Regions from separate parts of the Homo sapiens genome. Here regions 1 and 3 are each linked to region 2. The links are chromatin contacts, found by Hi-C or POLR2A ChIA-PET in ENCODE. All regions are on one chromosome and are shown on one strand. Each heading gives the region's core, a stretch centred on a gene start or an enhancer-like site at or near the end of the contact. The rest is flanking DNA. Distances are from core to core; before and after follow the strand shown. Region 1 has its middle 57 kb from the start of SLC44A1. Region 2 holds the start of FSD1L (fibronectin type III and SPRY domain containing 1 like). Region 3 holds the start of CT70 (cancer/testis associated transcript 70).

What was found. A loop is a pair of places that touch in the nucleus more often than their neighbours do. ChIA-PET counts read pairs that join two places held with the same protein, here RNA polymerase II (POLR2A). Pooled maps may share reads with other maps.
Region 1: a pooled map shows a loop between it and region 2 (2.5-fold over the local background). The contact joins the enhancer-like site here to the promoter of FSD1L in region 2. A Hi-C loop is called at or near these places in 1 of 37 single-sample maps with no recorded cell type and 1 of 50 pooled maps. POLR2A ChIA-PET finds 5 or more read pairs at or near these places in 4 of 52 experiments (OCI-LY7, RWPE1, T-cell and 1 more).
Region 3: a loop to region 2 is called in a map of B cell, with 22 times the contacts of the local background. The contact joins the promoter of CT70 here to the promoter of FSD1L in region 2. A Hi-C loop is called at or near these places in 2 of 168 maps with a recorded cell type or tissue (B cell and gastrocnemius medialis), 2 of 37 single-sample maps with no recorded cell type and 11 of 50 pooled maps. POLR2A ChIA-PET finds 5 or more read pairs at or near these places in 7 of 52 experiments (A549, AG04449, B cell and 4 more).

The regions. Positions count from the first base shown.
Region 1 is chr9:105,185,666-105,189,469 of GRCh38, forward strand. No RefSeq gene overlaps it. Among named protein-coding and RNA genes, the nearest start is that of SLC44A1, 57 kb to the right of the region's middle. Within about 2 kb of position 2,271, at least 2 of the 41 ENCODE cell types and tissues checked have a DNase peak (open chromatin) inside an H3K27ac peak, as active enhancers do.
Region 2 is chr9:105,445,774-105,449,298 of GRCh38, forward strand. FSD1L (fibronectin type III and SPRY domain containing 1 like) reads left to right here and starts at 2,261. Exons shown (of 14, transcript NM_001145313.3): 1 at 2,261-2,462. The coding sequence starts at 2,448. RefSeq lists a silencer at 2,142-2,751.
Region 3 is chr9:104,989,982-104,993,374 of GRCh38, forward strand. CT70 (cancer/testis associated transcript 70) reads right to left here and starts at 1,814. Exons shown (of 4, transcript NR_184160.1): 1 at 1,705-1,814; 2 at 836-1,322. RefSeq lists an enhancer at 964-2,163 and a silencer at 1,098-1,367.

The DNA of each region.
Region 1 (3,804 bases), core at 1,021-3,520, 260 kb before region 2:
CCTGGATTTGTTTATCTTCTGAATGGTTTTTTTGTGTCTCAATTTCCTTCTGTTTAGCTCTGATTTTGGTTATTTCTTTTCGTCTGCTAACTTTGGGGTTGATTTGCTCTTGCTTCTCTAATTCTTTCTGTTGTGATGTTACACTGTTAATTTGAGTTGTTTCTAACTTTTTGACATGCGCTTTTAGTGCTATGACTTTCCCTCTTAACACTGCCTTAGTTGTGTCCCAGAGATTCTGGTATGTTGTATCTTTGTTCCCATTAGTTTCAAAGAACTTCTTGATTTCTGCCTTAATTTAATTAACTACCCAAAAGTCATTCAGGAGCACGTTATTTTAATTTCCATGTAATTGCATGATTTTGAATTATTTTCTTAGTCTTGACTTCTATTTTTATTGTGCTGTGGTCCAAAAGTGTGTTTGGTATGATTTCATTTCTTTAATATTTGCTGAGGATAGTTTTATGTCCAATTATGTGGTCAAATTTAGAGTATTTGCCATGTGGCATTGAGAAGAATGTATATTCTGCTGTTTTGGGGTGGAGAGTTCTGTAGAGGTCTATCAGATACAGCTGGTTCAATGTTGAATTCAGGTCCTTGAATGTCTTTGTTAATTTTCTGACTTGATTATCTGTCTAATGCTGTCAGTAAAGTGTTGAATTCTCCCATTATTATTGTGTGGAAGTCTATGTCTTTTTGTAGGTCTCTAAGAACTTGCTTTATGAATCTGGGTATGGCTGTGTTGAGTGCATGTATATTTAGGATAGATAGGTCTTCTTGCTGAAATGAATCCTTTACCATTATGTAATACCCTTCTTTGTCTTTTTCGATCTTTGTTGGCTTAAAGTCTGTTTTGTCTGAAATTAGGATTGCAAACCCTGCCTTTTTCTGTTTTCTGTTTGCTTGGTATATTTTCCTCCATCCCTTTATTTTGAGCCTATAGGTGTCATTACATGTAAGACAGGTCTCTTGAAAACAGTGTACCATTGGGTCTTGCTTCTTTATCCAGCTTGCCATTCTGTGCCTTTTAAGTGGGACATTTAGCCTGTTTAAATTCAAGGTGAGTATTGATATCTGTGGCTCTGGTTCTGTCATTGTATTGTTAGCTGGTTATTAGGCTGGCTTGTTTGTGTGGTTACTTTCTAGTGTCATTGGTCTGTGTGTTTTGTTTTGTTTTGTTTTGTTGAGGCAGAGTTTCGCTCTTGTTGCCCTGGCTGGAGTGCAATGGCGCGATCTCGGCTCACTGCAACCTCCGCCTCCTGGGTTCAAGGATTCTCCTGCCTCAGCCTCCTGAGTAGCTGGGACTACAGGCATGCACCACCACGCCTGGTTAATTTTGTATTTTCAGTAGAGGCAGGTTTTCTCCATGTTGGTCGGGCTGGTCTCGAACTCCCGACCTCAGGTGATTTGCCTGCCTCAGCCTCCCAAAGTGCTGGGATTACAGGGATGGACCACTGTGCCTGGCCTTGGTCTGTATGTTTAAGTGTGATGTTTTATTAGTTTGTAGTGGTCTTTCTTTTCTATATTTACTGCTCCTTTCAAGATCTCTTGTGAGGCAGGCCTGGTGATAATGAACTCCCTCAACATCTGCTTATCTAAAAAGTAGCTTATTTCTCTTTCCCTTAGGAAGTTTAGTTTGGCTGAATATGAAATTCTTGGTTGAAGATTTTTTTTTTGAGACAGAGTTTTGCTTTTGTTGCCTGGGCTGGTGTGCAATGGACACGATCTCAGCTCACTGCAACCTCCACCTCCCGGGTTTAAGTGATTCTCCTGCCTCAGCCTCCCGAGTAGCTGAGATTACAGGCATGTGCCACCAGGCCGAGCTAATTTTTGTATCTTTAGTAGAGATGGGGGTTTCACCATGTTGGCCAGGCTAGTCTCAAACTCCTGACCTCAGGTGATCCATCCACCTCGGCCTCCCAAAGTGCTGGGATTACAGGTGTGAGCCAGCGTGTCTGGCCCAAGATTTTTTTGTTTAAGAAGTTGAATATAGGCCCCATTTTCTACTGGCTTGAAGGGTTTCAGCTGAGAGGTTCACTGTTAGCGTGATGGGGTTCCCTTTATAGATGACCTGTTCTTTTACTTTAGCTGCCTTTAATATTCTTTTTTTCATTTTGACCTTGGAAAAATCTGGCAATTATATGTCTTGGGGATGGTCTTCTTGGGTGGAATCTTGCAGGAGTTCTCTGAATTTCCTGAATTTGACTGTCGGCCTCTCTAGCAATGTTAGAGAAGTTTTCTTGGCCAACAACCTGAAATATGTTTTCCAAGTTGTTTGCTTTCTCCCCCTCCCCTATGAATCATGCCAGTGATTCATAGATTTGACCTCTTTGCATAACTCCATACTTCTAGGAGGTTTTGTTCATTCCTTTTTATTCCTTTTTTTTTTTTTTGTCTGATTGTCTTCTTTCAGAGAGCCAGTCTTCAAGTTCTGAGAGCCTGCTGTTGATTTATTCTGCTGTTAATAGTTGTGATTGCATTGTGAAATTCTTGTATTGTGTTATTGAACTCTGTCTGGTCTGTTAGGTTCTTTTTTTTTTTTGAGACGGAGTCGCCCAGGCTGGAGTGCAGCGGCACAATCTCGGCTCACTGCAAGCTCCGCCTCCCGGGTTCACGCCATTCTCGTGCCTCAGCCTCCCGAGTAGCTGCAACTACAGGTGCCCGCCACCGCGCCTGGCTAATTTTTTTGTATTTTTAGTAGAGATGGGGTTTCACCATGTTAGCCAGGATGGTCTCGATCTCCTGACCTCGCAATCCACCTGCGTCGGCCTCCCAAAGTGCTGGGATTACAGGCATGAGCCACCGCACCCAGCCTAGGTTCTTTTTTATACCAGCTATTTTGTCCTTCAGCTCCTGTATTGTTTTATTTTGGTTCTTTGTTTCATTGAATTGGGTTTTTGCATCCTCCTGCATCTCAATGACTTTGTTCCTATCCATATTCTGAATTTTATTTCTGTTATTCTTGCCAGTTCAACCTGGTTAAGAACTCTTGTTGGAGAACTGGTACAGTTGTTTGAAGGACATGTGACACCGAGTACTTGCATTGGTTCTTTCTCATCTCATCATGTGGATTTTCCTTTAACTGCAGTGTAGATTGAGTACAGTCAGTAGACTTCTTTTCTGGATGTTTTCACTGGGCCATAGCTTTGTGCAGGGTCTTTACTTGAAGCTGGCTTTTTGTCTCTGGTTTCAGAGGAGGGTATGTTAGTGAGGTGTTTTTTGTGTTGAAAGCTTTGAGGTGTAATCCAGCAGGTGGCACTTAAGACTTATTGGTCAGTTGGTAGACTCTTGCTAAGTTGTATGGCCCCTAAGTTTCCTCACAGTTGCAGCCATGTTCCCTCTCAGTGTTCTGAAAGTGGCTCTGAAACTGTGGGTTCTTCTCCCCCTTGAGTGCTGGCTGCAGATTATGGCTTGACACTGCTGGACTGCCCACTGCAGCTCTGGGATTATCTCCTTCCCCAACTTGGAGGTAGGAGACGAAGCGACCTTAGTAATGGTTGTGGTCAAGGGTCTTTTGCTTGTCTACTGGGGGCTCCACCCCAGAGTGATGCAGGTCAGCAATCGCTCAATGCAATCACTCCAGGATGGAGAGTCTATGCTGTGGGACAGGGGTTCCCTGTCTAGTGATGAGCAGATCGGTGGGGGAGGGGTTCCTGTGGGACACCGATTGACCTCCTCTCCTTGGGTTAACTGCAGCTTGCTGGAGGTGTGGATAAGGCACTTAGAGTCTTTGCTCCTATGTTAGTCTGAGGGTAGTAAGGGCAGTTCCATTGCACAGGTGGTGGCAGAGAGCTTTCAGTTGCCCCT
Region 2 (3,525 bases), core at 1,011-3,510:
AATGGCTTGGCGCCTGGCTGCACTTGTTATTCCTCACGGAGTTGGGAAAGGTTGAATAAGAGGCTCTCTTCCCTTGGTACTAAGAGATGGGCATCTCTTTGAAGGACTGCATGCCACTACTCCTTTCAGCTGGCACACATAGGCCCACCCTGGACCCTGGCTCTCTAAGCACTACCCACCCAGCCTTAGCCAAGCTCTTCTTTTCCCTTTTGTAACTTTCATTTCATTTCTTGTACATCTCTGTCCAGTTAAAAAAGGATGTATTAAGTGCATACTATGTGGCAGACTCTGAGCTGGGGATACAGATATGGGGTAAAAGAAATTCAGCCCTCAAAAAAAAAATCACAGTACAGTCAGGGGGATCCATGTGGAGATGTAATGACAACATTGTAGAATAAATGCTGTTTCTCAAACACAGAGCTCCTTCTCTCCACAAGGCCTTTGTATTTGTTGTTCCTACTTTCTAGAATGTTCTTCCCTAGATCCTTGTACAATTCCTCTTCTCACTTTATACTCAGGTCATTTCCAAGAGAGATCTTCCCTGACATTTCTATGAAAAATTAAACCCTCCCAATTCTCTGAATCCATTTGCCTTATTTATTTATTTAGGAGCTGGGGTCTCACCCTGTTGCCCAGGCTGGAGTGCAGTGGTGTGATCTAGGCTCACTGCAACCTCTGCCTCCAGGACTCAAGTGATCCTCCCGCTTCAGCCTCCTGATTGGCTCTGGCTACAGGCTTGCAGCACCACGTCTGGCTAATTTTTTTTTTTTTAATTTCTGTAGAGATGGGGTTTTGCCATGTTGCCCAGGCTGGTCTCGAACTCCTGGACTCAAGTGATCCACTCATTGGGCCTCCCAAAGTGTTGGGATTACAGGTGTGAGCCACCATGCCTGGCCTAAGTTTTAATTTTAGCACCTATAACCGTCTAGCACGTTAACTTTTTTTTTTTTTTTGGTTGGTCTTCTATACTAGATTGTAAGCTCTGTGAGAGAAACAGGGCCTTGCCCACTACTGAATTTTGTTTGTAGAACTGGTACAGAATAGGTACTCAATATGTATTTCCCTTTTATTCATTCATCATAAATGACTGTCTAATTGAACTTTTGTGAGCCTCTCCAGAGTCATCCAAATGGAAGATGAGGCCTGTCTGCTTGAGGAAGAACTTTCTCAAGCCTACTAAATTCCAAGCTTTCTAAAATCTTCATTGATGCCTCAGGCCACACCGAGCAGGTTCTAACTCCCCACTAAGAATGACTATAATGGGCCTGGCACATGCCCTGTAACCCACACCTGTAATCCTAGCAATTTGGGAGGCTGAGGTGGGCGGACTGCCTGAGCTTAGGAGTTCGAGACCATCCTAAGCAACATGGCTAGAACCAGTCTCCGCTAAAAGTACAAAAAATTAGCCAGGTGTGGTGGGGGCGCCTGTAATCCCAGCTACTCATGAGGCTGAGGCACGAGAATTCCTGGAACCCGGGAGGCAGAGGTTGCAGTGAGCCAAGATGGCACCACTGCACTCCAGCCTCGGTGACAGACCGAGACTCCATCTCCAAAAAAAAAAAAAAAAAAAAAAAAAGAGAATGACTATAATTTATTCACTACTAATTATGTACCATACGTTATTTAATCCTCACAATCCTCTGCAAAGTCCGCATTATTTCTCTCATTTTACAGATGAAACAAGCTCAGGCAGACTGACTTGCTCAAAATCATACAGGTAGCGAGGTGCCGGGGAGGATGGGTGGGTCCCCGGGAAAAACTGTGCCAGGCCCCAAAGCTCATATTAATCCCACACCCACGTTTCCGCCACTCTCATCCCTATATCCCTCCTCCCACGTTTCCACCACATCCCCTAAAGGTCTTTTCCCACGTTTTCGCTACATCCCCACCCCAGCCCTTTTCCTCCCTTTGGACCGCTGGGTCCGCTCAAGCCTGGCTGCCCCTCGAAGGATAGTGTGGGGAGGGGCTTCAGATGCGTGCTGGGTGGAGGGTGGGCTAATCCGTCTCCAGCACCAGATACTCTTTCCTTCCCGGGCCCTCCGCACCGGCCGGCTGCTGGATGCCCAGTGGCCTATTTCAGGGCCGGAGAGACCGCTATCGCTGGAGGAAAAAGGATGGGGGAAGGGAGTGCAGCCTGCAGAGGCACTAGCGGTAGACAGACGGGCGGCGCTCCCCACCCTCCACGGCTACTTCCCGGGAGCAGTCAGCCGCTGCGCGCAGGCGCGGTGCGCTCCTCAGCCCCTCCCTTCTGCGGGCCGCCCTTTCACCCTGGCAACCGCGGCGTGACTACGGCGCGCGCGGTCTGGGCGCGGACGGGTGGGGCCGGGCGGTGCCGGTGCGGGCTGGGGCAGTGCAGTGAGTAGCGGTCTTGGGGTGTGCGATCTCGCTGAGCCTCCTCACACGGTTCGTCGTCTCGGGTTCGAGCCCAGTGGGCTTAGCCACTCGCCATGGACTCCCAGAAAGTAAGCGGGGGAGGGGAGCCCGGGGCTACCGAGACAAGCCGGGCCGGCACAGGGTGGGCGGGGCGCCTGGGCCCGTGGGCTGTGGGTGCGCGGGGTGGGCCTGGCCGGGCGTCCGGGCTGCTGCTGCGGAGGGCAAGGCCGCCCGGCCGCTCTCTGGGCGGGAGCTAAGAGGCGCCCACACGGATGCGGGGACCGCGCCCGGTGACTCGGGCTGGCCTCTGCTCTGCGCGCTGTCCGGGGCCCTGACTCTGGAGGAGAAACGGAGCCATCCCCCTTTTAAAATCAGCCACTCTGCAGCGCTTTAGGCCGGTTTTCATGCCTGCAGACTGCGAGCGTGCTGGTGGGGGTGTATCCCTCCTCAGCAGGTGAGGAAACCGAGGCACAGCCTTTTTGGTGTCTCCCTGCTGACGCCGAAAGCTGGGGCTTTCTCCTCGACCAAGTCTCGTCTCAGCACCACGCTCTTTAGGTCAGGGACCGAATCTCCTTTGTACCGCCCACCGCTCCCCTTCCCATGACTTTTCCTAAGTAGATCTTAGTGTTTAGTGTTCGTTGAATGGAGGGAAAAGACTTCAATTGTTAGGGCAGCCTTCCCACTCTCTGACCAGTTGGTGTTGCTGGGCACAGTTACTTAGGGGTCGTTGTGGAATGTTTTATACTTTCCGAACAGTTGAGGAAAGGTTATATAATCGTAAAGGTTCAATTCAGAAGTATTTGGAGAACAAAGCCAATGTCTTGAATACAGTTAGAAGTGAATTATTCAGTCATAATCTCCATATGAAAATAACCACCCTGTTCTCTTTGTTAGACTATAACGTAATTGAAATATAGTACAGGGTAGGAAAGAAAAAACAAGGAGTATTAATAATGTAGCAGGGAAAACAAAGACATATCTAAGAGACTATTCTTTTCTATTATTAGAAAGCACGGGAAAGACTTAGAACAACGTTTTCTACAATTTTGTCTACATTCACCTTCTTGAGGATCACTTCACTGAGGGCATGAGAGAATAATGATGTGTTGAGCATTGACTATTACAGTATTTAACAAATATGCATATGATTTC
Region 3 (3,393 bases), core at 564-3,063, 460 kb before region 2:
GGTCTTTGTACTAATCTCTATTAAAATGTATACACTTATTTACGATTTATCAGATTAACATTGCTGCTCTATGTTCAGCCTTTGTATTTTTTTCTCATGTGATACATTTATCTGTGAGTTTTTAAAAACTCTATTCATATTAAAATGACAGCATAGGACCCCTATCCCTGCTAGTCACAAATTTTATTTTATTCATTAACAATAAATCCACAACAATTGGCTACATTATATACTGTTCTGGGGGCAATGACAGAGTCAAAGAAATAAAATTTGGGGTGTGTGCCCTCGAGTCTGTTAGTCCTCTGGGGAAATGACCTACATTCTTAACCTTAAATGTTAGTATCTTTTTTTTTTTTTTTTTTTCAGAAGGAGTCTCCCTCTGTTGCCCAGGCTGGGGTGCAGTGGCGTGATCTCAGCTCACTGCAACCTCCGCCTCCTGGATTCAAGCGATTCTTCTGCCTTAGCCTCCTGAGTAGCTGGGATTACAGGCATGTACCGCCACGCCCGGCTAATTTTTGTATTTTTAGTAGAGACGGGGTTTCACCATGTTGGCCAGACTGGTCTCTAACTCCTACCCTCAGGTGATCTGCCCGCCTCGGCCCCCCAAAGTGTTAGGACTACAGGCCTGAGCCACCACGCCCTGCCCAAATGTTAGTATCTTGAAATAGTTATGCGTCATGCCAAAGAAATCTAGAAGACCTGAAACTCTTCAATCACAGAACAAACTTGTAACTTCGATGGCAGTTATCCTTAACAAGATTCCCTGCGGGCCCTCTCTGAAACGGAGGAGATGTGACATTATAGAACTGCAAAATCTTAGGATTCATCACCTAACTTTAATGCTGAAGCGTTTGGAGATCATTCGGACTAACCCTCATGTTTTACAGTTGAAGATAATGATACTGGAGAAGGACTCATCCCAAATCACCCGTCGGTGGCAGAGCCTGGACAAACCTATGTCTCCTCCCTTCACTCGTTTGGGGTTGTTGCTGGACTGCAGGGACTCGAAGTAAGTAGAGAGGGGTACAGGGCACTGGAAGAAGAGGTATTTTGCAGGAGTCTGTTTTTTCCTGCTCCCAAATCGGTGGGATGTCAGCGAAGGATGGGTCTCTGGAGGAGAGGAGCTAACAAGGTCTTCTGAAAACCATCACTGAGGGTGCTGTGGTTGGGAACTCGAAACCTTGCCAGTTAAAAACGTTTCTGCGAATGTGGTTTCTGAGGGCGAGGAAGCCCTCCCCCGCCCCAGCGCCGGCCCCGCCCGCCGGGTGCCCGACAGTAACCCCGAGGCGTGCGGCAGCCCCAGCTGTCTTCAACGTAGCCATCTGGAAGACAAAAACCAGAAAATGTGCGCCTTCTCATTTGAAACCTGGTCTTTAAGTCCGGCCCCTCCCCAGCAAGAATGGGAACATTTAGTTTGCACCCACGTGGCTCTTCCGCGGGCTCATGCTCCACTCGGAAGCCCGGAGCTCTGTCCGGAATAGGCCAGACAGAGCTCCCTTCCCATCTGCCTTTTGCAGGAAGAAGGGATGTGGGGCAATCGGCACAGCTGAATAGGGGCCAGCTGTGGGAAAAGGGAGAGCGTGACAACAGATGGGGGGAGGAAGGAACGAGGAGTAATGGGGCGTCAGGGCCAGGGTGGCAGCTCAGAGGGCCCAATGTCGCCCCGCCAGACCCAGAATTAGGGCACGTCTGCAAAGCTCACACCCTCCATTTGAGAGCCGAACCGAAACCATCACAAGATGAAACCTCCGGACTCCCAGCCGCGGCGGGCGGCGGGCAGCGGGCGGCGCGCAAGCGCGCGGGGCCCCGAGTCTGACCTCGAGTTACCCCGCGCGGCGAGTCGCAGCGAAGTAGGTGAAAGGTAACTAGCAGACGCTGCTCTGGGCGAAGGCTGCGGCGCGCGTGCGCGGGGCTGGGCCTTGGGTTCCGTTCTCCCCCAAGTTTCTCCAAGTCTGCACTTCGCCAAACTATGGGTGTGTCCTGGGCCAGTGCATGAAGCGATGGAGTGGGGACATCGAGCCGATTTGGAAAATTCCTGCCACCCACTCTCTGTGGAGAAACGAGGTCTAGACGCGGTGCAGGGGAGAGAACCACTTACTGAACGCCATGTGTGTGCGCGGCGGGCGTGGTGCTGGGCGCCCTTCTTTTGATTCTCACAACCCTTTGAAAGACCTCAAAATGACCCCTCATGGAAGAGGAAACTGAGGCCCTGTGAGTTCATTTAATTGGCCCACGGTCATCCAATCAGTTAAGGGCAATTTCCATGAAGGGTCCGTGCTTCAAAGTGGGTTTTTGGCCCTAAAACACACAAACGACACCTGTAGCACATTTGGCAAGGCACTCTCATAGGCATTACTCATTCCATCCTTATCAGAAACCTATGAGGTAGTAGGTGCTGTGACTATTTTCTTTTTGCAGATGGGGAAACTGAGACTCAAGGAAGTTGTTCTGGAATCCCACAGAGAATATCAGAGCTGAAATTTTCTGTCCTATTTTAGAGAGATAAAAAGCTGAAAGCTCAAAGTCACGTTCTCCCATCGCCAATCTGAAGACCTATGAGAGCTTCATGCTCTATGGGGTGAGTGGCCCAGGCCATGCTAAAGACAAAGAAGTTCTCATTATTGGAGGTCTCCTTTGAGGGTTTCCATTACAAAATTACAAAGTGATCAACCCTTCTAGAAGACAGTTGGGTTGTTCACTTATTAAGGGCAGGGACAGAGTGCACTGCTCACAGTTGCTGAATTTGGTGTTCGTTCGGTGAGCTTATAGCTGAATGAACTCATTTTCAATCCCAGATTATTCAAGGGGGAAGCTGCCTTTGTGTCAGGCAATGGGTGAAGTAGCTTGTTTGTGACTTTTCCCAGAGGAGGGTTCTTGCATTCACGCAGCAAACATACTTATCATGCACTCTGCGGTGTTTATATAGCTGGGAAACAGATGGGAACTTCAAAGGACAGGAATGCTTTGCTTCTCTTGAAAATTCTGCTCTGAGTATTTGTCTTAGTCTTCTCGTGCTGGGTACTTAAACAACAGACATTTATTTCTCATAATTCTGGATGCTGGAAGAACAAAATCAAGGTGCAGGCTGATTTGATTCCTGTTGAGGCCCCACTTTCTGGCTTGCAAACAGCCATCTTATCACTGTACGCTCTTAGAGACTTCTCTCTAGAGTCTCTTCTTATAAGGCATGAATCCCATCGTGGGGTCTCCACCCTTATGACCTCATCTAAACCAAATTACCTCCCAAAGGACCCACCTCCTAATCATCATACTGGAGGTTAGGCATTCAACCTATGAACTGGGTGGAAGGGAGCACAAAAATTCACTCATAACAATCCTAGATGTCTGGATGTTTGCCCATCTCCATGCATGGTAGAAGCCATGTAATCCCCC